2 separate regions of the Homo sapiens genome follow, and region 2 is linked to region 1. Evidence: chromatin loops called from intact Hi-C (ENCODE). Cell type or tissue: endothelial cell of umbilical vein. All regions are shown on one strand. Each heading gives the region's core, and the rest is flanking DNA. Links, peaks and the distances in the headings are about the cores only.

Region 1 (12,244 bases), core at 3,660-6,159:
AATTATATTTATTTTCTGTATTACTGAGAGTGAGTTACTGAAGTATCAAAATATTACTGTTCAATTAGCTATTTCTTCTTTAAATTCTGCCAGATTTGCCTCATATTATTTTGAGGTCATTTGTTGAGTGTGTATATAAATACTTGTGGGTGTATGTTTATAAAAATTATAAATTCCTAATGAGTTTATCCCATTGTCTTTATAAAATGCCTCTATTTGCTTCTAGTAAAATATTTTTATCTTACAGTATGATTTCAGGAGTATAATTTGCATCCTCTTGAATGTGTAGACAAACGTTTTTCATCAAATTGAGGAAATATTTGCCATTATTTATTATTTTTCTCTCCCTTTATCCTCTCTCCTTCTAGGACTCTCTTTATGCATGTGTTGGTATGTTAGATGGTATTTCACCAGCCACTAAAGTTCTGTTCATTTTTATTAATATTTATTTCTACACACACACGTATATCTTCATATTCCCTGAATTATTCTTTCTGCCATTACTAATCACCCATTGAGCCTTTCTAGTATATTTTTAAATTTTAGTTATTGAATGCCTCAGGTTCATAATTTCCATTTAATTATTTTATCTATTTCTTTATTGCTATCCTCTGATAATCTGTTGACATCATACTTATCTTTACGTCTTTTAATAAGGATTTCTGAGGCTTTTAAATATATTTATAAGAGCTGCTTTGATATTTTTTCTGTGATGTACTACATACATCTGGAGCCCTTCGGAGATAGTTTCTATTGATTGAATTTTATTTTCTGTATACTGATCACACATCCCTATTTCTTTGTGTATAGCACTGGGTTTTGAAATCTGGCCACTTAATATGAAATATTACAGCAACTGTGAATTATTATTCCCTATTCTAAGCTGGTGTTGTGTTTCTGTTTTTTGTTATTGCTTTAGTCCATTTTCTGTTGCTTATAACAAAATAAGTGAAACTGGGTAATTTATAAGGAAATTTATTTTTTACAGTTATAGAGGCTGTGAAGTCCAATACCCAGGTGGTGAATCTGGTGAGGCCTTTCTTGCTGGTGGTGATTCTATGTGACATCCCAAGGTAACCCAAAGCATCATATGGCAAGGAGGCTGAGCATGCTAACATGCTAGTCAGGTCACTTTTCCTCTTCTTATAAAGCCACTAGTTCCCCTTCCATGATAACCCATTAATCCAGTAACCCATGAATGAATTAATCCACCCATGAGGACAGAACCCTCATGATCCAATCACCTCTTAAAGGCCCCACCTCTCAATACTGCCACATTGGAGATTAAATTTCAACATGAGATTTGGAGGGGGCCAATGTTCAAACCATACCAGCTATGTTTTGTTTTTATGTTTTTTTAAAAAAATTTGTTTATTTGTTTAATGACTGGGTGGGAATAGTTCTGTGGTCTCTCCTGACATCAGTAATGCCAGTAATGCCTATGATTCACTTTTGTTTCCTTGTTTTTATTTTTTCAAACATGGGTTCCTAGGGTTCTACCTAGGGTCAGATTGGCTAAGTGGTCAATCAACAATTACTCAGAGGGTATGCTGAAATAACATGCGCTAAGGGTTGCATCATTTGTCAATGGATCTGTATATGGGTGAGTAACACAGCTAAGGGTTAGGCAGTTTACGAAACTGTACCATGTTTTATCTTCTATGGAAGCAACACTTCAAATTCAGTCAGGTACCAGTAGATAACTAGGACCATCATAAATGTGTGTGCAACCTTGGACATGTATAAATCCAGATCCTCAGGAATGAGTAAGAGTTTAAGAGCTTAGGTCTGTATATCAGTCATGGTTCTCAAAAGTAGGAGAACTAATAAGATAGATATATAGATGTGTGTGTATGTGTGTGTGTGTGTGTGTGTAGAGAGAGACAGATTTTATGTATATACACAGAGAGAGAGAGAGAGAGAGAGAGAGAGAGAGCTTATTTCTTTATCCAGAGAGAGAGAAAGAAAGAATTTACTTTAAAGAATTAGTTCATATAATTATGGGTGCTGACATGTCCAAAATCTGTAGAGCAGGCTAGGATCAGGCTGGAAACTCCAATAGGTGTAAATGCCATGGTCTTAAGGTAGATTTTTTTCTTCTCCAAGAATTCTGTTATTTACTCTTTTTGTTATTTACTCTTTTTTTTAAAGTCAGCTGATTGTAGATGTTAACCACATCTATAAAATATCTTCACAGCAACACTGTATTTAGCTTACTGTTTTGTTACATAATTAGATACCACTGCCTAGTCAAGTTGACAAATAAACCTAACCAATACCATCTACTACAGGTGTCTTATGACCTGTGCCTCCCTGTGAAATTTCTGGATGACCTGTGTTTGGTTTCTTGCCTCAATCAGTATCTTGTCTTCAGGTTACCTGCAATATTTGCATTCCCTGATTGTTTCTCACTGAAATCACTATCATTTTCATCAATGTCCTGGAAAAAAGGCTTTTTTTGTTTGTTTTTCCCCAAGGTCCCAGCAAGTCAAATCAGTCTCCCTGACTGGCTAGTTACAGATCCTCCTGGCCTACCCTACAGTGGTAGAACTACTGCACAAAGGAGGGGGAGGTGAGTGAGAGGGTATGTGAGCAGCTGCAATCTAAAACACTGCACACTTCCACTATTCTAACAAAACTTTTCCTGAATAAGTGCTTCTTAAATTTTTATACACCACTGATTAACATCCAGAGCCCCAGAATGGTTATCTTTTGAAAATTTTGTTCAGTTTAATAATCACTTTGTGGGAAAAAGATTTCAGAGCTCCTCACTCAACCATTTCTGAAGTTCTGCTTCTCCAATATTGCTAATTTAACTTTTATCAAATTTATATATTCAAATAAACTAAATAAGTAAAACAACTATATGACTTTGTTAAATAAAGCAAAAATATTTCCTTTATTTGTAATTTCCATTATACAAATAATGAACTTTTGTCTTTTTTAGCTTATTTTTTATCCATATGCTATTCTTTTTTAATGAGTCCTCTCTCTGTTCCAGGAACCAATCCAAGACACCACATGACTTTCAGCCTTCATGTCTCCTTAGTCACTTCTGATAGTATATAAGCTTACAGTTGAGTTTTGATTTTGTGTCCAACCTGACAATTGATGTATTTATATTATTCATATCAAAAGTAATTATCAACACAGATCAAATTCTACCATCTGGCTAGTTATTCGCATTTGTTTTTTATAAATATATATTTTTTCTACCTTCTCCAATTTTAATTGTGTATATTTATAATTTCATTTTATATTCCTCACTTGTACTTCTTTCTTTTTCTTTTTAGTGATTGCCCCAGGATACAAAATATACATGTTTCAATCATCTAAGGTCACTTTCAGATAATAGTATACTACTTTACATATAGTATATGGAGATTATCACAGTATCTTCTCAACTCCTTTCCCACCCCTGTGTCATTGTGGTCATGCATTTCCCTTTTGCATATGCTATACACACAGGATATTGTTATTATTGTTCTTTTAATTAATCAGTTGCCTTTAAATGTATAAAAATAACAAGAATAACAAGATATTTTATTTTACTTTTGTTTATTCCATTTCCAATAATCTTCTTCTCTTTGTATATATTCAATCTTCCAGCCTATAACCTATTTTTTTTTTTCTGTCTGAAGGACTTCTTGTAACATTTCTCATGGAATGGATCTTCTGTTAATGAGATTTCTTATGTTTTGTTCTCAGGAAGTCTTTATTTCCTTTATTCCTTTTAAGCGGTATTTTTGCGGGGTATAAAATTCAAAAATTTCATTTTGTTTTAATTTTCAGCACTGTAAAAGAACTCTTTCTATTGTCCTCTTGCTCTCATGATTTCATACAGGAAGTCTGTTGAAGTTCTTATCCTTGTTCTTTGGAATGTAGCATGTAATTTTCCCCTTCTGGCTACATTTAAGATTTTCTCACTGTCTGGTTTAGGAAAGTTTGATTAATATCCCAAGTTTTGGGAACTTTTGTACTTCTTTTCACTGGACTCTGAGATTTCTTCATGTCTGCTACTGTGTTTCTACTTTCTAACATTTTTACTTGAGTTTTTATTAGTTTACATATCTCTGCTAAAATAATCTATTTGATCTTGCATGTTGTTTGTTTTTTTCCTCAATAGAGTCTTTAACCTCTCATAGTTATTTTAAACTTGTTTTCTTTATTCCTGCCATATGTCTTACATATGAGCCTGATTCTTATATTGCCTTGTATTTCAATATTATATTTATTCTCACCTTTTTATGCCTCATAATTTTCAGCTGAAATTTTGACATGTTGTATAGGCAAGCATATTCTGGTATCTGTATTTGTGTTTGTGTGTGTGTGTATGTGTGTGTGTAAGTGTGTCCGTGTGTCTTGTTTTTTGTCTCTGACACTTAGGTTTTGTCTTAACTCTGTGCCAGTCCCTGGAGTGATCTGTCCCTTGCAGTATTTTTCCGCTGTATTCCATTGCTGCTTTGATTTGATTTTTTGATACTTTAGTGTCGTTTTGTGAGCTGGTGGGGGGGTGCATTTTCCGATGCACTATGTAGGTCTTAGTCTTATGAAGGCACTGAAAAAGTGAATCTCAGGAGTATTGCATCTTCCTAAGTGTTTTGGCTCCTCCTTCAGATGAAATGCTGGGTGTAACATGTATCTGTGTTCCTCTTCAAAAAGTACAGTTTAATTTCTTCTTCTCCGTTCCCCTCCTCAAGTGGCAGTGGGTTTCCGCCAGTGCCTTCAGGCTTTGTATTTTAATGAACTCTGCCATACAGACTAGGGAATATATAATAGTGGCTCTTGATAGAATTTTAGAGATGACTGTTATTCCACTCTCCAGTCAACACTATGGCAAAAGCTTTCTGAGGATACTTCTTCATCTTCCCTGTGAACATCTGAGAAGGGCCTGGGGAGAGGGGTTCTTAAAGAAAAAAGCCTGCAGGAGTACGTGAAACCTGCCATGACTATCTCTCCCAGGGGTTTTATACTTTCACCTTAGCCCATACTTGGCCTTTTGCAATTCATTAATAATTTCCACTTGAAACTACTTTTTGTCTTGTATGTCATTCATTGGCATTTGTCCAAGATAAGCAAATGCTCAGTGCCTGTTTTTGCATTCAGGTGCTTTTCATGACTCACTTCCCTACTTCACATTGTTTGTTTGCCCTATGTGCTCAGTTTTCTGCTAGATTCAAGAGAAGCTGTTTATTTGCAGTCTGTCTAGTTTTTCTTGTAAGTTTACAAGTGAAGCTCTTTCTGGCATTTTGTCTCTCTGAGCTAAAAACAGAAGTTGAATTATTATTATTTTGCCCTCTCCATATTTATGATCTATTTTTAATGTTTTTCTTCTGGATCAACTTTTCCCTGTTTTCTATTGTCTTTTGCTGTCTTTCTGGGAAAATATTCCAACTTCATCTCTCACAGTTTCAATTACGTTTTCATGTTACTATAAATTTAACTTAAAATAATTATATTCTTATTTGTTTGTTTCTTGAATGCACTTTTATTATAGTACTGTCATGGATTTCTAGAAATGTTACTTGCCCTTTCATTCAAGAGAAATTGCACAGTTTCTTCCTCTTCCAAGACATTTTGATCTGTTTGTTTTAAACCATATGTTATATAAAACATATTTATCTGTGTATAAATAGATAGGCAAATATCAGTTATATAAATAACTGGTGGCTTTCTTTTCTCATCATTTTTGTCTGTCCACTCATGTTGCAGTGGGAGGGACTAACAAGATGAAATTAATGTTTCAGGCCAACTCACTTAATGAGGAAAAATAGAAAAGTCATACAAAGTATAAAAATAAATTTCCTTGACAGCATTTTGTAAGTCAAAATATAGCAAAATTTAAGGGTCATGATTTGAGAAAAAAAAACAGATATATTTATAAAAATGAGCCTAGTATTTGGGGCTGATTTTCCTTTGAGGGCATCTGACTATTTCAGAAGGACATCTTATAGGCTAAAAAGCTGATAGTACTTTGATGGCCTCTTGATGCTAGGGGGGCAGGAATTAGAGTATGGAGGACAATGAATGGATAACAATTATGAGTAAGTAGAAATCTTATTATATAGGTTCTGGCAGAAGCTGCCGTTCATATTTGAATCATTTCAATCCATGAAATGAAATTGAAGTAATCCCAGATTGCTGTTGCCTGGCTGAAGTCAAAGCAAACCCTCTCTGGAGGAACAGATCATCACCCTCATTTGCATTATAATTCTACAAACAATTTTGCAAACACAATGGCACAAAATAGAGCATAGCCAGGCATATATATGGAAATAATAAAATTAAGGTAAAACAGTAGGAATAACAAATTATAGCAACAGAATAACAGAATATCCCCATTTTAAAGCTAACTGTAACAGTCTTTTGAGTAACTGCTTAGTACGTTCAAGGATATAAGGAAAAAATGAGAGTTTGAGTAGGTAAAAATACTTTTATGACGTGAAATAGATTGTATGCAAATCATAAATCTGATGAGGTTAATATTTCAGAATATACAAGAAACTCAACTCCGTAGCAGAAAATAAATAAAAACAAATAACCCAATTTAAAATTGGGTAAAAGAAATGAATAGACATTTCTCAAAATGATATACAGGTGGCCTACAGGCATATGAAAAAATGCTCAACATCACTAATCATCAGGGAAATGCAAATCAAAACCACAGTGACATATCACATCACCTCAACCGGAAGAGCTATTTTTTTTTTTTTTTTGAGACAGAGTCTTGCACTGTTGCCCATGCTGGAGTACAATGGTGCTATCTCGGCTCACTGCAAACTCCGTCTCCCAGGTTCAAGTTATTCTCCTGCCTCAGCCTCCCGAGTAGCTGGGATTACAGGTGCACATCACCACACCCAGCTAATTTTTGTATATTTAGCAGAGACAGGGTTTCACCACGTTGGCCAGGCTGGTCTCGAACTCCTGACCTCGTGATCCTCCCACCTACAGCTATTATCAAAAAGATAAAAAATAATAAATGCTGCTGTGTATGTGGACAAAGAGGAACACTTATACACTGCTGGTGGGGATGAAAATTAGTATAGCTGTTATGGAAAACAATGTGGAGGTTCCTCAAAAAATTAAAAATAGAACTACAATATGATCCAGCAATCCCACTATTGAGTATATATTAAAAGGAAATGAAAGCAGTATGTTGGAGAGATACCTGCACTCCCATGTTTACTGCTGCACTATTCACAATAGCCAAGGTATAGAATCAACCTGTGTCTATTAACAGATAAATGGATAAAGAAAATGTGGTATATATACACCATGCAATACTATTCAGTTATGAAAAATAATGAAGTCCTGTCATTTGCAACAACATGGATGAACCTGGCAAACATTATGTTAAGTGGAATAAGCAGGCATAGAAAGACAAACACCGCATGATCTCACTCATATGTGGAATTTAAGGACGTTTATCTCATAAAGGTAGAGAATAGAATAGTGGATACCAGAGGCTGGGGAGATCAGGGGAGAGGGGGAAATAGGGAAAGATTTGTCAAGAAGTACAAACTTGCAGTTAGATAGAAGAAATAAATTCTGATGTTCTATTGCATACAAGGGTAACTATGGTTAATAATATTGTGTTGTATATTGCAAAATGGTTAGAAGAAAGGACTCTGAATGTTTATCAAAGAAATGATAACTGTATGAGGTGATGAATATGCTAAATACCATGACATATTACACAATGTATACATGTATTGAAACATCACGTTATACCTCATAAATATGTATAATTATTATGTGTCAATTAAAAAATGAAAAGAAAAAGAATCATGGGTAGACAAGATTGTGACAATAAAAATTGCTCAAAAATATGAAAATTAAAATGTAATTGATAGTTTAAAGTTAAACCACTGAAAACAGATGCAGCAAATTTGCATTTGTAAGAGAATACTTTATTATAAAACCGTGGCTTAATTCTTTAATAATTATCACTGACATGTGGGAAAGAAGGTCAGACAAGATTCTAACTGTCTAGAGATCAGGTTTGATTTCATGTTTGCCGGCCAAAGCTTTTTCTAAGCTCCAGGGAAGGCTGAAACCTACATGGGAGATATTCGTTATAGTGACCATACTTCACTGAAATAGGAGTACCAAATTTCTGATATTTCAATGGTTAATAATGTATTTCTTCAACCACTAATTTCAAATTGTAATATCTCATTTATGAAAATGGTAAAGAATACTTAGATAAAAGGCAATAAACAATACAAGCATAAAATGTACTTTTGTTTTTTGGATAAAATAGTTGATTATTTCCAAAATGTTGTCATTTTTCTTTCAGAAAAGAATGTTTTCTTTAAAGCTTTTGTCTTCTAATGCCTCATTTTCCTTATATACACACAAATCATATATTGTATTTTAATATAATATAAATATATTATTAGAATTTGTAAAGAAAATAATTTTCTCTCCATTAAAAAATGTTTATGTATTTTTAATTGCAAATAATTTCCATTAAAGTGCCAACTAAGTGAGTAATGAAAGTTTAGTCTCCTGATATGGGACATGTTATCAGAGAAAACACAGGGGAAGAAATATGAGATAATTTTCAAAATTCCATTTATTTCAAAGATGTGAAATGAATCAGTCACTTTTCTTTAAAATTATTCTTTTTTAAATCTACATTTTAGAAGGTATTAATACTAAAGTTGATTTAAAATGGTAGGTTTAAATGGAGCCAGAAGGACAAATCAGAATGACAACTTCTCACACTGAGGACTTGACAGGCTTTTATTGAATCTGCAAGGGCTAATAAAATACTTCTTGCTACATGCAATGCTCCTACAATTTTTGCTGGAAAAGAATAATGTCTTCTCTTATAGCTTTGTACCACAGTTTGAAACATTCAGTGTGTTTCTGTGAATCTTCACTATAATTTCCACTCTTCAAAATAGATAAAATAATTGAGTACAAAAAGTGTTGATTGACATATCCAAATATTTTAAATGATTTGGGTGAAGTGTATCAGAGCAATAGAAATTGACATTAAGTGCATAAAAGGCCAATTGTTTCAGGTACATTGAATATTCTTCACAAAATTAGTATTATTTCCTCGGCAAAGAGTATCCTTCACATGAGTAATACTTTGCACAGTAGCTTGAATATAATGAATTCTGACTGAATATTAATTATAGAACATAGAATGTTTGAAATTTAATTACTTAAATATTGAACTTTAATTGTATTTTCATAATATACAATGAAGCAACTTGTAGGAACAGGTTTGAATTATTTTCATAAAAACTTGCCAGAAGCTCTCTCAACATATGTAGTAAAAATTTTACTCAAATATCTTAATAATCAAAACATTTTATTAATCAAATACTTCAGTTTATATGAGACAGTATCTTGTAATTTAGATAATTCATGATTCTATAACTCCTTTGCCAATAAATGACTGAAGAGAATTTTTGTCTCATGCAGAATGACTTTATAAAGTTTGCATTTATTCTATATACCAATCTACAGAAAATACATCAAATAAAATGGATTAATCACACTAGAAAATAAAAAGAATAATTTCAATTATAGTTTCCGAATTTTTTGTGGTCTTTTAATGAGTTTCTGAAAGAATCTTAATGTATATTTTATATAAGAAGATTGTTTTAATTAATTTAATGTAAGTAAGACACAGTTGTATTTGGACATTTTTCTGCAGGCTATAAAATTTTCAAGCTGAATTGTAGTTTTCCAGGAATATCTTGGAAAACATTTTTTGTTTTATGATTGGGAAATGTATTACATGCCTCACACTGACTTCACTCTTGGGGCCTAATTTAATGTAAGTGGCAAAGGCAAAATCAACATGTTTTGGATTCTATGTTACAAGTTGTTTTTCCTTCAGTTGTAATTATTATTTTAATACTAACTAAACTGTTCATGTGGTCTTTAATTTGATGTTCGTTTATTGAAAGTCATGAGTATAAACACCACCTTTTTTTAATTTCAGGTCTCTTCTGATTTCTGACATAAAGATATCCATAATCATACTCTTCCTTTGGTAGTCACCTTGATATCTTACAAAAGATTAATTAAAAAAAAAAGACCCACGAATTGAAACAAAACAAGTTATCTATTTTGAGTTTACTAACTGCTTCTACCATCTGCATTGTTTTAAACAGCTTTGTTATTTCTATGGAAAGAGATTAAAAAAAAACAACGTTTAAAATGGAAAAGATAGAATACTAAGTGTTGAAAGGACATAGATCAATTTTAATACTTGTACATTACTAATGAAAATGTTAGTTGATACAACCATTTTAAACTCTATCTCAATATGTCAAAAAATTAAATATATACATATTTTACACAGCGTTTTCATATATGAGTTTTCCAAATGTGAGCATATACAGCTTCACATTGTGTAGCAACTATAAAGATGTTCATAACAATGCTATCTTCAACATTCCCAAACTGGAATTTATTTATAAAATGAATAAGTAACTTGTATTAAAGTCATTCAGTGGAACACTATACAGCAATGGGAATAAACAAACTACACCTGTACTCAACAATATAGATGAATGACACGAATAAAATATTGAGTGAAAGAAAAAAGACCCCAAAGAGTACATTCTGCATGATTCCAATTATATAAAATCCCAAATCAGACAAGGTGCTAGTATTAGGTATGGTGATAGATGTCAGGTCAGTGGTTATCTTGAAAAAACTGTATAGCCTGCAGAGAGAGTCCAAATACAAATGTATTTCATTTATATTAAGTTGATAAATAATAACTAAAAAGGAGAAGGGTAGGTCTTAAGTGGTGATTTTGTTTCTTGACTGAATGTTGATTTCCCCAGGTGTGTTCAGCATATGACAATTCATCAAATTACACATTTAATATCTGTGCACTTTAGTTTATGTATATTATACATTAGTAAAAGTTTTGCATAAGAAGGAGAGTGATTTAAATAAGCTTCATGGCAAGGAAACATACATGTAACATTCTAAAATAATATACAACATAATCATTAGCTAAAATATATGTATGTTTATGGGTATAAAAATATCCTATAACCTAATAAAGACTTAATAATTGTGTTTCATTAAATGAAAACATTTTGGGCCGGGTGTGGTGGCTCACTCCTGTAATTCCAGCACTTCGGGAGGCCGAGGTGGGTGGATCACCTGAGGTCAGGAGTTCGAGCCCAGCCTGGCCAACATGGAGAAACTCTGTCTCTACTAAAAATACAAAATTAGCCAGGCATGGTGGCGCATGCCTGTAATCCCAGCTGCTCTGGAGGCTGAGGCAGGAGAATTGCTTGAACCCAGGAGGCGGAGGTTGCGGTGAGCTGAAATTGCGCCATTGCACTCCAGCCTGGGCAACAAGATCAAAACTCTGTCCCAAAAAAGAAAAATAATAATAATAAAATAAAAAAAAAATAAAACATTTTGTAATTTGGATCAATTATAAATATTGTAACTTCTACCAGTGAAGAAGATTCCTATTACAATCAGTTGATGTAAACATCTATTGTTTTGTTATAATGAAGGTTAGACTGGTATCATAAGATATTGTCTTCAAAATTTTGTTTGAATAAAAGAAATTATTGGAAATACAAGCATTTCTCAAACAATAATACACTCCTGCAGAATGAATACCTATTAAAGGTCATGCTTATATAATTAGTGTCATAATTGGCCCTCTTTGTAAAAGTTTGAGGGAATTAACTTTATTTAATAAAATGAAACTTAAGTTTGGGATTATTTTCCACTATGCACAAGATTAACTAATTTATAATTATTTAATGTGTGAGAACATTAACCGCCTTTAAAATGAACTAACTGCTTAAGAGGCACATAGTGACCCAGCAGTGCCTACACTTGTATATTTAGATTATATGTCCCCATAGATATCTACCTATCTATCTATCTATCTATCTATCTCTCTATCCTGAAATATACATACTGATACATCTACTGAAAATGTTTACATGCAAAGCAAAAAAAGATCACTATGTAATAGGTGCTGATATATACAAAAATAATAACATTAAAACGAAAACCAAAAAATCTTGGAATCGAGAAACTAGAAACTTGAGATTTAGCTCTAGTTCCTCCTATAGAATGTAGCTTTACATGTCATAGCTAATTGAAATAAAACTAGTGCTAACTCATTAGTTCTATTTATTCATTAGTTCAGCATATATTTATCAAATACCTACTGCATGCCAGATATTTCCATGCCACAGAATTTAAATAAATAGAATTATTACTCATTTCC
Region 2 (12,244 bases), core at 6,295-8,794, 570 kb before region 1:
CTTTACAATTTGCTGTTTTTGCAGTGGCTGGTACCAGTTTTTCCTTTCCATATTTATTGCTTCCTTCAGGAGCTCTTTTAAGGAAGGCCTGGTGGTGACAAAATCTCTCAGAATTTGCTTGTCTGTAAAGAATTTTATTTCTCCTTCGTTTATGAAACTTAGTTTGGCTGGATATGAAATTCTGGGTTGAAAATTCTTTTCTTTAAGAATGTTGAATATTGGCCCCCACTGTCTTCTGGCTTGTAGGGTTTCTGCAGAGAGATCCGCTGTTAGTCTGATGGGCTTGCCTTTGTGGGTAACCCAACTTTTCTCTCTGGCTGCCCTTAATATTTTTTCCTTCATTTCAACCTTGGAAAATCTGACAATTATGTATTTTGGGGTTGCTCTTCTTGAAGAGTCTCTTTGTGGTGTTCTCTGTATTCCCTAAATTTGAATGTTGGCCTGTATTGCTAGGTTGGGGAAGTTATTCTGGATAACATCCTGAAGAGTGTTTTCCAACTTGGTTCTGTTCTCCCTTTCAGTTTCAGGTACACCAATCAGACATAGGTTTGGTCTTTTCACATAGTCCCATATTTCTTGGAGGCTTTGTTCATTCATTTTCATTCTTTTTTCTCTAATCTTGTCTTCACACTTTATTTCATTAAGTTAATCTTCAATCTCTGATATCCTTTCTTCTGCTTGATCGATTCAGCTATTGATACTTGTGAAACTGGAAGCATTCCGTTTGAAAACTGGCACAAGACAAGGATGCCCTCTCTCATCACTCCTATTCAACATGGTATTAGAAGTTCTGGCCAGGGCAAACAGCAAGAGAAAGAAATAAAAGGTATTCAAATAGGAAGAGAGAAAATCAAATTGCCTCTGTTTGCAGATGACATAATTGTATATTTAGAAAACCCCATTGTCTCAGCCCAAAATATCCTTAAGCTGACAGGCAACTTCAACAAAGTCTCAGGATACAAAATCACTGTGCAAAAATCACAAACATTCCTGTACACCAATAATAGACAAACGGAGAGCCAAATCATGAGTGAGCTGCCATTCACAATTGCTGCAAAGAGAATAAAATACCTAGGAATACAACTTACAAAGGATGTGAAGGACCTCTTCAAGGAGAACTACAGATCACTGCTCAAGGAAATAAGAGAAGACACAAACAAATGGGAAAACATTCCATCCTCGTGGATAGGAAGAATCAATATTGTGAAAATGGCAATCCTGCCCAATGTAACTTATAGATTCAATGATGTCCCCATCAAGCTACCACTGACTTTTTTCACAGAAGTAGAAAAAACTACTTTAAATTTCATATAGAATCAAAACAAAGCCCATAGAGCCAAGATAATCCTAAGCAAAAAGGAGAAAGCTGGAGGCATCATGCTACCTGACTTCAAACTATAGTACAAGGCTAAAGTCACCAAAACAGATATATAGGCCAATGGAACAGAATGGAGGGCTCAGAAATAACGCCACACATCTAGAACCATCTGATCTTTGACAAACCTGACAAAAAACAAGCAATGGGGAAAGGATTCCCCATTTAATAAATGGTGTTGGGAAAACTGGCTAGCCGTATGCTGAAAACTGAAACTGGATCCCTTCCTTACACCTTATACAAAAATTAACTCAAGACGGATTAAAGACTTAAACATAAGACCTAAAACCATAAAAACCCCAGAAGAAAACCTAGGCAATACCATTCAGGACATAGGCATGGGCGAAGACTTCATGACTAAAACACTAAAAGCAATGGCAACTAAAGGCAAAATTGACAAATGAGATCTAATTAAACTAAAGAGTTTCTGCACAGCAAAAGAAACTATCATCAGAGTGAACAGGCAACCTACAGAATGAGAGAAAATTTCTGCAATCTATCCATCTGACAAATGGCTAATATCCAGAATCTACAAGGAACTTAAACAAATTTACAAGAAAAAAATGAACAACCCCATCAAAAAGTGGGCGAAGTATATGAACAGTCATTTCTCAAAAGAAGACATTTATGCAGCCAACAAACATATGAAAAACAGCTCATCATCACTGATCATTACAGAAATGCAAATAAAAACCACAATGAGATACCATCTCACACCAAGTAGAATGGCGATCATTAAAAAGTCAGGAAACAACAGATGCTGGAGAGGATGTGGAGAAATGGGAACACTTTAACACTGTTGGTGGGAGTGTAAATTAGTTCAACCATTGTGGAAGACAGTGTGGCGATTCCTCAAGGATCCAGAACCAGAAAAACCATATGACCCAGCAATCCCATTACTGGGTATATACCTAAAGGATTATAAATCATTCTACTATAAAGACATATGCACAGGTATGTTTATTGCAGCACTATTCACAATAGCAAAGACTTGGAACCAACCCAAATGCCCATCAATGATAGACTAGATAAAGAAAATATGGTACATATACACCATGGAACACTATGCAGCCATTAAAAAGGATGAGTTCATGTCCTTTGCAGACACATGGATGAAGCTGGAAACATCATTCTCAGCCAACTAACACAGGAACAGAAAACTGAGCACTACATGTTCTCACTCATAAGTGGGAGTTGAACAATGAGAACACAGGGTCACAGGGAGGGGAACATCACACACTGGGGCCTGTCGGTGGGGTGGGGGCTGGAGGAGGGATAACATTAGGAGAAATACCTAATGTAGATGACAGGTTGATGGGTGCAGCAAACCACCAAGGCACGGGTATACCTATGTAACAAACCTGCACATTCTGCACATGTATCCCAGAACTTAAAGTATATATATGTAAAGTTTACCTCAACTTAGTTCAATGATTTAATAATATTGATCTGAAAATCTTGTCTTCAATTGCTGGATTTGAAATCTGCCCAAGTCACTAGTCTGTCTAGCTATATAACCAGTGGAAAAGGTGAAAACTGCAATAAAATCTATCTGATCTCATTCATGGTTTATGAGCCCTCTTTTACAAACCTTACACTTCGTATTTTTTTTTCTCTTCACCTGTTTTTTTTTTTTTTTTTTTGGTGGGGGATGGAGTCTTGCTCTGTTGCCCAGGCCGGAGGGCAGTGGCACAATCTCAGCTCACTACACCCTCTGCCTTCCGGGTTCAAGAGATTCTCTTGCCTCAGCCACCTGAGTAGCTGAGATTACAGGTGTGCACCACCACACCCGGCTAATTTTTCTATTTTTAGCAGAGACAGAGTTTCACCATGTTGGCCAGGCTGGTCTCATACTCCTAACCTCAGGTGATCTGCCTGCCTTGGCCTCCCAAAGTGCTGGGATTACAGGCGTGACTCGTTGCACCCAGCCTCCCCACCTGGTTTTATTTGAAAGTTTGACTTTTTGTTTTTGAGATAGAGTCTCGCTCTGTTGCCCAGGCTGGAGTGCAGTGGTGAGATCTCAGCTCACTGCAACCTCTGCCTCCCAGGTTCACGTGATTCTCCTGCCTCAGCCTCCTGAGTAGCTGGGATTACAGGTGCCTGCCACCACACCTGGCTAATTTTTGTATTTTTGGTAGAGATGGGGTTTCACCATTTTGGACAGGCTGGTCTCGAACTCCTGACCTCGTGATCCACCCTCCTCAGCCTCCTAAAGTGCTAGGACTACAGGCATAAGCCACAGCACCTGGCTGAAAGTTTTGACTTTTGAAAATTAGACCATGTTGAAATCTTTTTTACTCGTATCTCCTATATTTCATCATTCCTGTATCTCAAGTGTGGACACGGCATTGCCCATGCTAAAATAATAAACTCTTTTTAAAGTAAAGGTTTTCTTTAACTTTCCTCTTGAATTTTTGTAAGTCAGTTTATGATAGTCCCTATCTAAAACAAAAAATTTCTATTTCCATTAAAGTCATTGGTTCTAGAAATGATTGCGGGGCTTTATCCTTATGATTTCTAATCTCTGTGTTCCTATACATAGGGTTAATATTTTTTTCTGTTTTATTTGTCTTGCTTGAGATTTAATTAGCATACTTGTTCTATTTCTCCCACTATCTGTTAAACTGTTTTGCTAGTTTTGTATTCATAATTTCCTCATGACATCCCTTCTCTGATATCTTATCACTAGCTCTGACTTTACAAGATGATTCCTCCTTGATTTATCTCTATCTGATTTTATTTTGTATTTGTTGGAAAGTTCCCCAAGATATAGACAGTCATTTACAATATTTATATAAATATTTTGTTTGTTCCTTATGACACAATTTCATCTATGCAATGAATATTCTTGAGCACTATCCCTCATTCTGGTGTTCCAAATAATGGTAGGTGCTTGTGATACAAAAATTGAAAATATGCTCCAGGATTGTTCTCCAAAAGAAAGTGAAAACATGTGATGAGTGTTATTTTAGGGGTTTTAGCAAGAAATGCATGTGCAACAAAGAAGGAACACTCTACTGTGTCTTTCAGCATAAAATTTAGTAAGGTATTTACAGACAATGCCAGAAAAATAGAGGAATAATATTTCATGAGATGAGGATATTACGAACAAAAATGCAGATGTGTGAGAGATAAAATTTTGGCATTTATTCCACATTTATAATAGGTGAAGCTCTGGTCATGGAAGACATTGTCCAGACTGAGGTTAGCGTAGAAAGAACAGTGAAGCCTGAGGCAGTGATCTCTGAAATAGAAAGAGAATCATGATAGTCAGATACAAGAGAATTTTCTGAGAGATGACAGGAAAACAGAACCCAATGGATCAGTGAGGTGAAGAAGTAAAGGGCTAAAGTACGTTTATTGAACCTGACAATTCTGAGGTTATTTATGTGATCATCAGGATGATTTTTAGTGGAGCAGAGGGAGCATAAGCCAGATTACTGGGATTAGGAAGTAAAAAAAGTAGAGGCAGAGATCTTTCAAGAGGCTTAGATTTGATAGAGTAAAGAAATTGGGAGAGTGCTATAGGGGAATAAAAAATCAAGAGAGAGAAATTGTTGATATTAGCCATACTTGAACATGTTTCTGGATGGAAGAAAATTTGCCGGAAAGGTGAGTGTTTGAATATTACAACTGCTGCTGCTACTAGTAATATTATAAGAATTACAAGAGAATCCGCAATTCCATTTGAGAGGACATTAAGCAAAGACATGAGAGGGTGGAGCATTTTCTTAAATCAAGTAAACTAGCATTTGCTAACATATTGCATATGTGCATGTTTATAGGAAACTTCTGGAACAATGTCTAAACCCAAACAATGACGAATAGTAGAACATCCAGACATCATAATTGGCAAAAGAGGAAGTGTCTTGGCAAGCAAACCCTACTTGCAATGTCAATTATTATTTATTCCAACAATTTCAGACACTGAAATTTTGTTTCAGAAATCAGGGCCCTCCTAATCCTGCATTGCTTTAGCCACCTAACTTCCAGTGAATAACTTTCTTTTGTAATCAAGCCAATTTATTTATTTCAACTATTTCCTTCTGCATCCCTACATTATTATTTTTTATTCTTCATCCTTATATCTTTATCTTTGCTTCTCATATTCTTCCTTCACTCTTTCTTGAAATCCCTCTCTTCTTTTGCCAGCAAGTTCTGCAGTATTTCTAAATAAATTCAACTCTATTGTAGTAAGTGATTAGAAATGTGTTACATGTAGTCACCCTTCCTAATTGTCTTGTTTTCAATTTGTGGATGGAAGAGTATTTGTCCTTTGAGCAGCGAGAGAATCTTAAGCCTCTTTTTTTTGCAGGACTTGAAAAAGTACATAGCTGAAAGCTAGAGATATACTCCTCATTTAATAAGCTGCTTTTTAATTGAAAACACAATACTGATATTATATAAATGGTCATCACCTATTTTGCCTGCTATTAAAGTGAAGTATTTCTTGTTTTCTCCTTATTATATAGCTCACTCCCAGATTTTCATCATCTTCACTCGAATGATATCTTTTCAGTGTCATTTCCCTTGACCACTTTATATGTAATCACAACATCTACACACATATTGCTACGCTCCTATCCCCTCCAAATTTTCTTCCTAAAGTATAAAATCATTTATTTATTTATTTTTTATATTCTATATCCTGAATTATACTCTCAATTACATGAATGCCAAGATTTTAATTGGTTTTATTTAGTGATGTATCTTCAAACACCCAGAATGAAGCCTAACATGTAAAAGAAATTCAATAAATATAAACATACCCAGAAATTTATAATTAATCTTATTACCAACTTTTCCTTCTTCCTTTGCATCTCTACATTCTCTTTTTCTTATTTTTGTCCTCTAAATTCAATATTTTCACAAGTGGCCTGCATTAGTCCATTCTCATGCTGCTACTAAAGACATACCCAAGACTGGATAATTTATAAAGGAAAGAGGTTTCATTGACTCACAATTCAGCATGGTGGGGAGGCCTCAGGAAACTTAGAGTCATGACAGAAGGGGAAGAAAACAGGTCCTTCCTCACATGGCAGCTGCAAGACGTGCCAAGCAAAAGAGGGGAAAGCCCTTTATAAAACCATCAGATCTCATGAGAACTCACTCATTGTCATGACAACAGCATGAGGGTAACCGCCTCCATGATTAAATTACCTCCCACTGGGTCCCTCCCATGACACATGGGGATTATGGGAGCTACAATTCAAGATGAGACTTGGGTAGGGAAGCAGCTAAACCATGTGATGACCAAACTACCACCTCAGTTTAGTATATTTATATAAAATGCTATTGTTCTTAAGTATCTCACCAATGCCCGAAAAGATATTTGTGAAGCCCTATTAATTCAAACAAGTAGTATAAGAGAAGTTTAAACTAGAAATAAACTGGAAACACACTTTTTGGAAACTCTTCTCTTAATGAGCCTTGAAGTAAGTTAGGAAACAGCCTTAATTCCTTAGAGCCACTCTGGTTCCATTTAATGTATTACAAGTTCAGTGGTTAAATAGTACCTTAGTGGAGGGAAGCTGAAACAACTTTTTTATCCTAATGGCAAGGGCTAATTTAATTTTTCTTTCTTTAAAGCTGAGAACAAAGTAGGTCAGAGTGATGAATTAAAGCCAAACATAGTACCTTGGCTTGGCATAAAGGGAAAGTTCTGGTCCAGAATTATACAGAATCTGTACTTGTAGTGCTAAATTTGTGACTATGTAGAGTTAGTGACAAGACTTGTGGGAAAGGAGAAATAAAAAGAAATAAGCAATGAGTCCCTTAGAAAATCTAATCAGAAAAAAAATATGATTTTTCTAGAGTTTATAAATTAGGAATTCTTCGATGCCTAAAAGTCACACATTCTTCATTCACTGAGCATGCTACAAGTTATCATGAGCTCATGCCCTGTCTAGAGCTTGCACAGATATGCACCAAGCTTGTCATAATGGAGAAGTATCTTTGACTTGCATTAACCTCAACGGATCTTGATTCATTGTCCAAGCAAACTGATAGTGTAGCATTCTGAATTGATGTCTAAAATAGATGCTGGCACACTACCGTGACTAGCTCTGTCTTTTGTTTGACTGGTTTCAGACAGATTCCAATAGGTTGTCAAGGAATAGACACGGCGAGCCTTGAGACCTGGTTCTGCCAAGGAACAGGAAACCAGAACTCATGGGAGGCTGACCTTGAATTCCCCCACTTGAGCAATAAACACTCAGGAATGTGTTGAGATTGTTTTGTACCAGTGATTTCACTTGGTGAGCAGGCAGGCACATAGCCAGTTGCAGAAAAATCCAGCATAATGAAAAAGAACCAGGAGAGTATGAAAACTCTCTAAGCTTGGTAAATATTATTTCTCAGATCTGGTGGAAACTTATTCTAAGAAGGCATTATCTGGAGCTGTGTACCTCCTTGAGGGCTTTGGGAATTTGGTAGGCTCCCATGATTGGGAGTATGCCACAATGTTTCTTCTTGTAGCTGTCTCGGTTGACGGAGGTTTCTATATCTTCTGTCACTAAATAAAATTTAAACAAATTATTTCACCCTGCGAGTTGACATCTCTGCATCAGTCAGTTCCTACCTTATTGTAACAGGCCCTTGTACTCAAGATCACACAGCAAATTAAAGGTGAAGTCAAATATATAGGTGCAATTTAGTTTTATTAAACTCCAAACTACTTGTCTGCACTACATTCCTTCCTATTCCTGTCATCTTCTCTGAATCCCAAAACAAACAAATCATTAAAAACAAAACTAAGTTAAACTAAAATTTAAATAATTGTAACTTAAAAAGGAAGCACACAAGCTATTTAATATTTTTTAGACTTATCTTTTGACGCATAAACACCAGCCAAGGCTAAATAAATGGAAGACCTATTAAAACTTAGCCTGTTTCTGCTCATGGGAGGATTGAAGCATGAGCATCCATAGATCTCTTGAGCTCCTACTGCAGCTCCCTCTGTCCTCTCATCTTTGTAACTGCTTTTAGCAGTGAAATGTCACGAAATCCCTTCTTCGACAATGATGCAATTAAATTTAATTGATAAAAGTAAGATAAATAAAAAAGCCACACTGTTTGGAAATTTAACACCTCATTTTATAACATCTATTAAGATATAATTCTTGCAGCATAAAACTTGGCCTTTAAAATGTATTAAAAACTAAATTTTAAATAATGAATATATCTCAAAGAGATCACAAGCATAAGTAAAGCATATTTTAAACTGAATGATAATAAAATTGCAACATTTAAAAACTGGGGCAATACTGATGAAATATTTAGAGAAAAATTTATAATCTTAAAGACTTTTAGTAGAGAGAAAGAAATGTTTACTATCAGCTATCAAGTTTTCACCTTAAGAAGCTAGAGGAAAAAAAGCAAATTAAACTCACATAAGCATAAAAGTACAAATAATGAATCTAAGAGCAGAAATCAATGACATAGGTCAGAAAAACAATAGTCTAAGTGAACAAAGCTAAAAGTTATTTTAATGAAAAGATTAATAAAATAGAAAAGTGCCTTGATACACTGATTTGGAAAAAAGAGAGACAGAATACAAATTAACAATATCATAAATAAAAGATTTACTACAAAACATATTATAGGTATTAATAAACACAAGATTTTTTTTAACATGTCAACAAATCATGTCAACAAAATCAACAATTATGATGTTGTATGAACTCCCCAAAAAACACAACTTACTGGAACTGACACAAGAAGAAATTTTTGAAGAAAACTATATAACTGTATATCTGTTAAAGAAATGACTTTACTATAAGTCATTATAAAATGTCCCACAAAAAATTCTAAGCCCTGGTGGTTTTCCTGGTAAATTCTATCAAACATTAGGAAAACTAATATCAATCATACACAAACACTTCCAGAAAGCAGATGATAGAATAAACTTCAAAATTTATTTTATGTGGTCTGCATCATTCTGATACAAAACAAAAAAGAAGCATTACAATAAAGGTACAGAACAATAATTATTATGGATACAAATGCAGAAACTTTTCATAACATATCAGCAAATTGAATTCATCAATATATAAAAAGAAGATAAAATAAAGTAAGAGGATCAGGTAGTATAATTCATTGCATGACTGGAATGACGGAGAACAAAAACATACAATCTTTTTAATAGGTGCAGAAAATTCACTTGGCAAAGTTCAACATTTCCTAATGAAAAGTACAAATAAAAGAGTACTCCCTGAATTCGATAAAGGGCATCTATAAAAAACAAAACAAAACAAAACAAAACAAAAAACTAATGCTAACATCTTACTTAATGGTAAAGTATGGTATGGTTTCCTTCAAAGATTGGGAGGAAGGCAAGTATAGTCACTCAACTTTTATTCAACAGGGTACTGGAAGTTCTAGCCCACGCTATAGGGCAAGGGGAAGAAATTAAGAGACTGAAAAGACAAAAACAAACTGTCTTTTTCACAGCTGATATATCATATGTGATACCTAGAAACTCATAAGGAATCTTCATAAAACTACTAGAACTAATAAATAAATTACTCAGAATTATTGGATACCAGGTAATGTCCTCATCCCTACATGTAAGAATTGACTCTTCCCTTGGGGTGCCATAACTCTCATCATGGTCTCTGTGACATTCCATACCCTTTTTTCCCATATGTCTTTCCTCTTCTATGAACTCTTTGAAGGGAGCATCTATGTTTTATTAGGCTTTGCTTTTCTTGGACTTGGCATAATTTCTCCCTCAGGGAGACACTTAATAAATGTTTATTTTAAGAACAAATAGGTAAGTTAATCTGCCACTTAACTGTGCCTGATGCCTTTGCAAGTAATTTTTACAATTACACTTTGAGTAGAGTTAAAAACAAAAAATGTCAACAAATGTAGTATAAACATCTGATTGTCATTATTAATAATTCATGAATTAGGCATCTTCCCACCTAAATAAAATGTGGTCTGTTGGGCATGTCAGAAAAGTTGGTTTTTGAAGGTAGGTTGAGGAGGAACAAGGAAACAGAATAATACCAAAAAAATGGATTAGTTAACATTAGCTTGCTTCAGTGACTTTCCTCGCAAGGGATAAAGCAGAGGGGACTTCCTTTTCATGTTGGTTCAGGTTGAGTAGGCCCTTTCTGATTGGTTGTTGGGAATCACCTGATTTTAGGAAAAAAAAAAAAAAAAAGGTCTTTTTGGGGATTTTCCTGCTTTCTTTCTTTCTTTCTTTTTTTAATACTTTAAGTCCTGGGATACATGTGCAGAACATGCATGTTTGTTACGTAGGTATACATGTGCCATGGTAAAGTTATAGTTTGATTGCATGGCACTTAGCTTAAGAAACTTGATTTTGATTTGGTCTACTGATGCCTAGCATAGTAGCTCAGTTCACAACAATGACTTCTTATAATTTTATTGAACAGTTTGTGTTATTACCTCAATTTTTTGAAGAAGATCTTGAAGCTAAAAATGGATTTTCAACTAAAAGTTCATCAATTAGCTTGGAATTAACAAAATGAAAGCTTCCTGATTTAAGGGTATTTCTCTTTCTGCTATAAGTTGTTGCCTAAATCAATAGATTGCTCTGTTGTCTTTTATATTATAAGCTGCTGCCTAAATCAATAGATTGCCTTGTTGTACTTTTGAAATTAGTTTACATCTGTTTTTAATTATGAAATAAATTTTCTCTGAAAAAAAAAGGAGGAAACCTTAGTAATGAATAGGCAGCTTCTCCATCAGCAGACCCAGCTTTGTTTCTTGCTAGGCTCGCTATTCCTTATAGGTCATCATGTCCACAAATAACCTGATAAGTTTTTCTATTCTCCACATACCTGGGAACATACCTTGAGATTTCACTACAAATATTTGTTTTAAATTGTCCACTAACCTCCTTAAAGCTCATTATTTTTAATACAATTCTAATACAAGCTTTAAACTCCGTAATATTTTTGCCAATTTTCTTATTTTATTACTGATATAGGAAGAGATCCCTTTTATACCTTATTTGAGTATTTGTTTTATTTAAAGGCAACAGAATGTGAACCTGCAACCTCTTCCTCATTCTCTTCTACTCTGTGGATTCCCCTGCTTTTCGCAAGAAGTAGTTTGATAAATCATGCCATGGAACTATATTAGATATTCTCTCCACATAATTATTTAGTTACTCTGTTCTGCCTTTAGACTATCTTAGAACACATTTATGAATAATTCCTAATTAGTTATTTTTATAGACGTATTAGATATTTTCATTGGGCAGAAATATTGTAGGAAACTAAATACAGTTCAACCAGATTGTCTCTTTTAAATCATGTATTTGTATGGCATCATCACCAATCCACATACACACACTTAAATAATTTTCAGATAATTTAGACCTTTTGCCTTCAGCATTACAGCTCCCCATAGATTACTGTCTAATTTCACAGATAGTTAAGCCCCAACATTGAATCCTGTGCACCTTTGGCTAAACAGAAATCGGTGGGTATCTAATAATTAGAAACTAAAGGGCTTCAACCCCAGCATTGATTCGTTTTCTTATTATTTCTCTGAGCCTGTGAAAGCATTTGATTTTTGTTTCTGGGTTGCATTTGATTTTTGTTTCTGGGTTACATTTGCTTATAGAAAATGGAACTGTCTTTCCGTTTATGAAAATAGACCCTATCCAATTCTGCAGTTGCTTGGTATATGCCTAAATGAGACAGAAGCTTCACTCATAGCTCAGGCATTTTATTTCAACTTTTATTGTTTTTTCATATCATAGTAACCAACATGTATTTTATGTTTCCCCTATTGCTGCATTCAACAGTCAAAAGTCTTTAAAACTATATATATTTAGATCTTAGCACAGTGGTGGTATTGAAGGCCATTAAAGCATTCAAAAAAATAATG

The links. A loop is a pair of places that touch in the nucleus more often than their neighbours do. Peaks named below come from ENCODE experiments on the same cell type or tissue, not always from the same donor. Only the 100,000 strongest peaks of a DNase experiment are listed, where the experiment ranks them.
Region 2: it touches region 1 in a loop (7-fold over the local background); 4 of 110 quality-filtered maps call a loop at or near these places.

The regions. Positions count from the first base shown.
Region 1 is chr6:141,547,645-141,559,888 of GRCh38, forward strand. No RefSeq gene overlaps it. Among named protein-coding and RNA genes, the nearest start is that of GJE1, 580 kb to the right of the region's middle. In endothelial cell of umbilical vein, for the core only: no CTCF peak of the experiment used is centred there; a DNase peak (open chromatin) is centred at 5,097; H3K27ac peaks cover 1,896 bases.
Region 2 is chr6:140,972,414-140,984,657 of GRCh38, forward strand. No RefSeq gene overlaps it. Among named protein-coding and RNA genes, the nearest start is that of MIR4465, 290 kb to the left of the region's middle. RefSeq lists a silencer at 7,339-7,633. In endothelial cell of umbilical vein, for the core only: no CTCF peak of the experiment used is centred there; a DNase peak (open chromatin) is centred at 7,498; H3K27ac peaks cover 2,093 bases.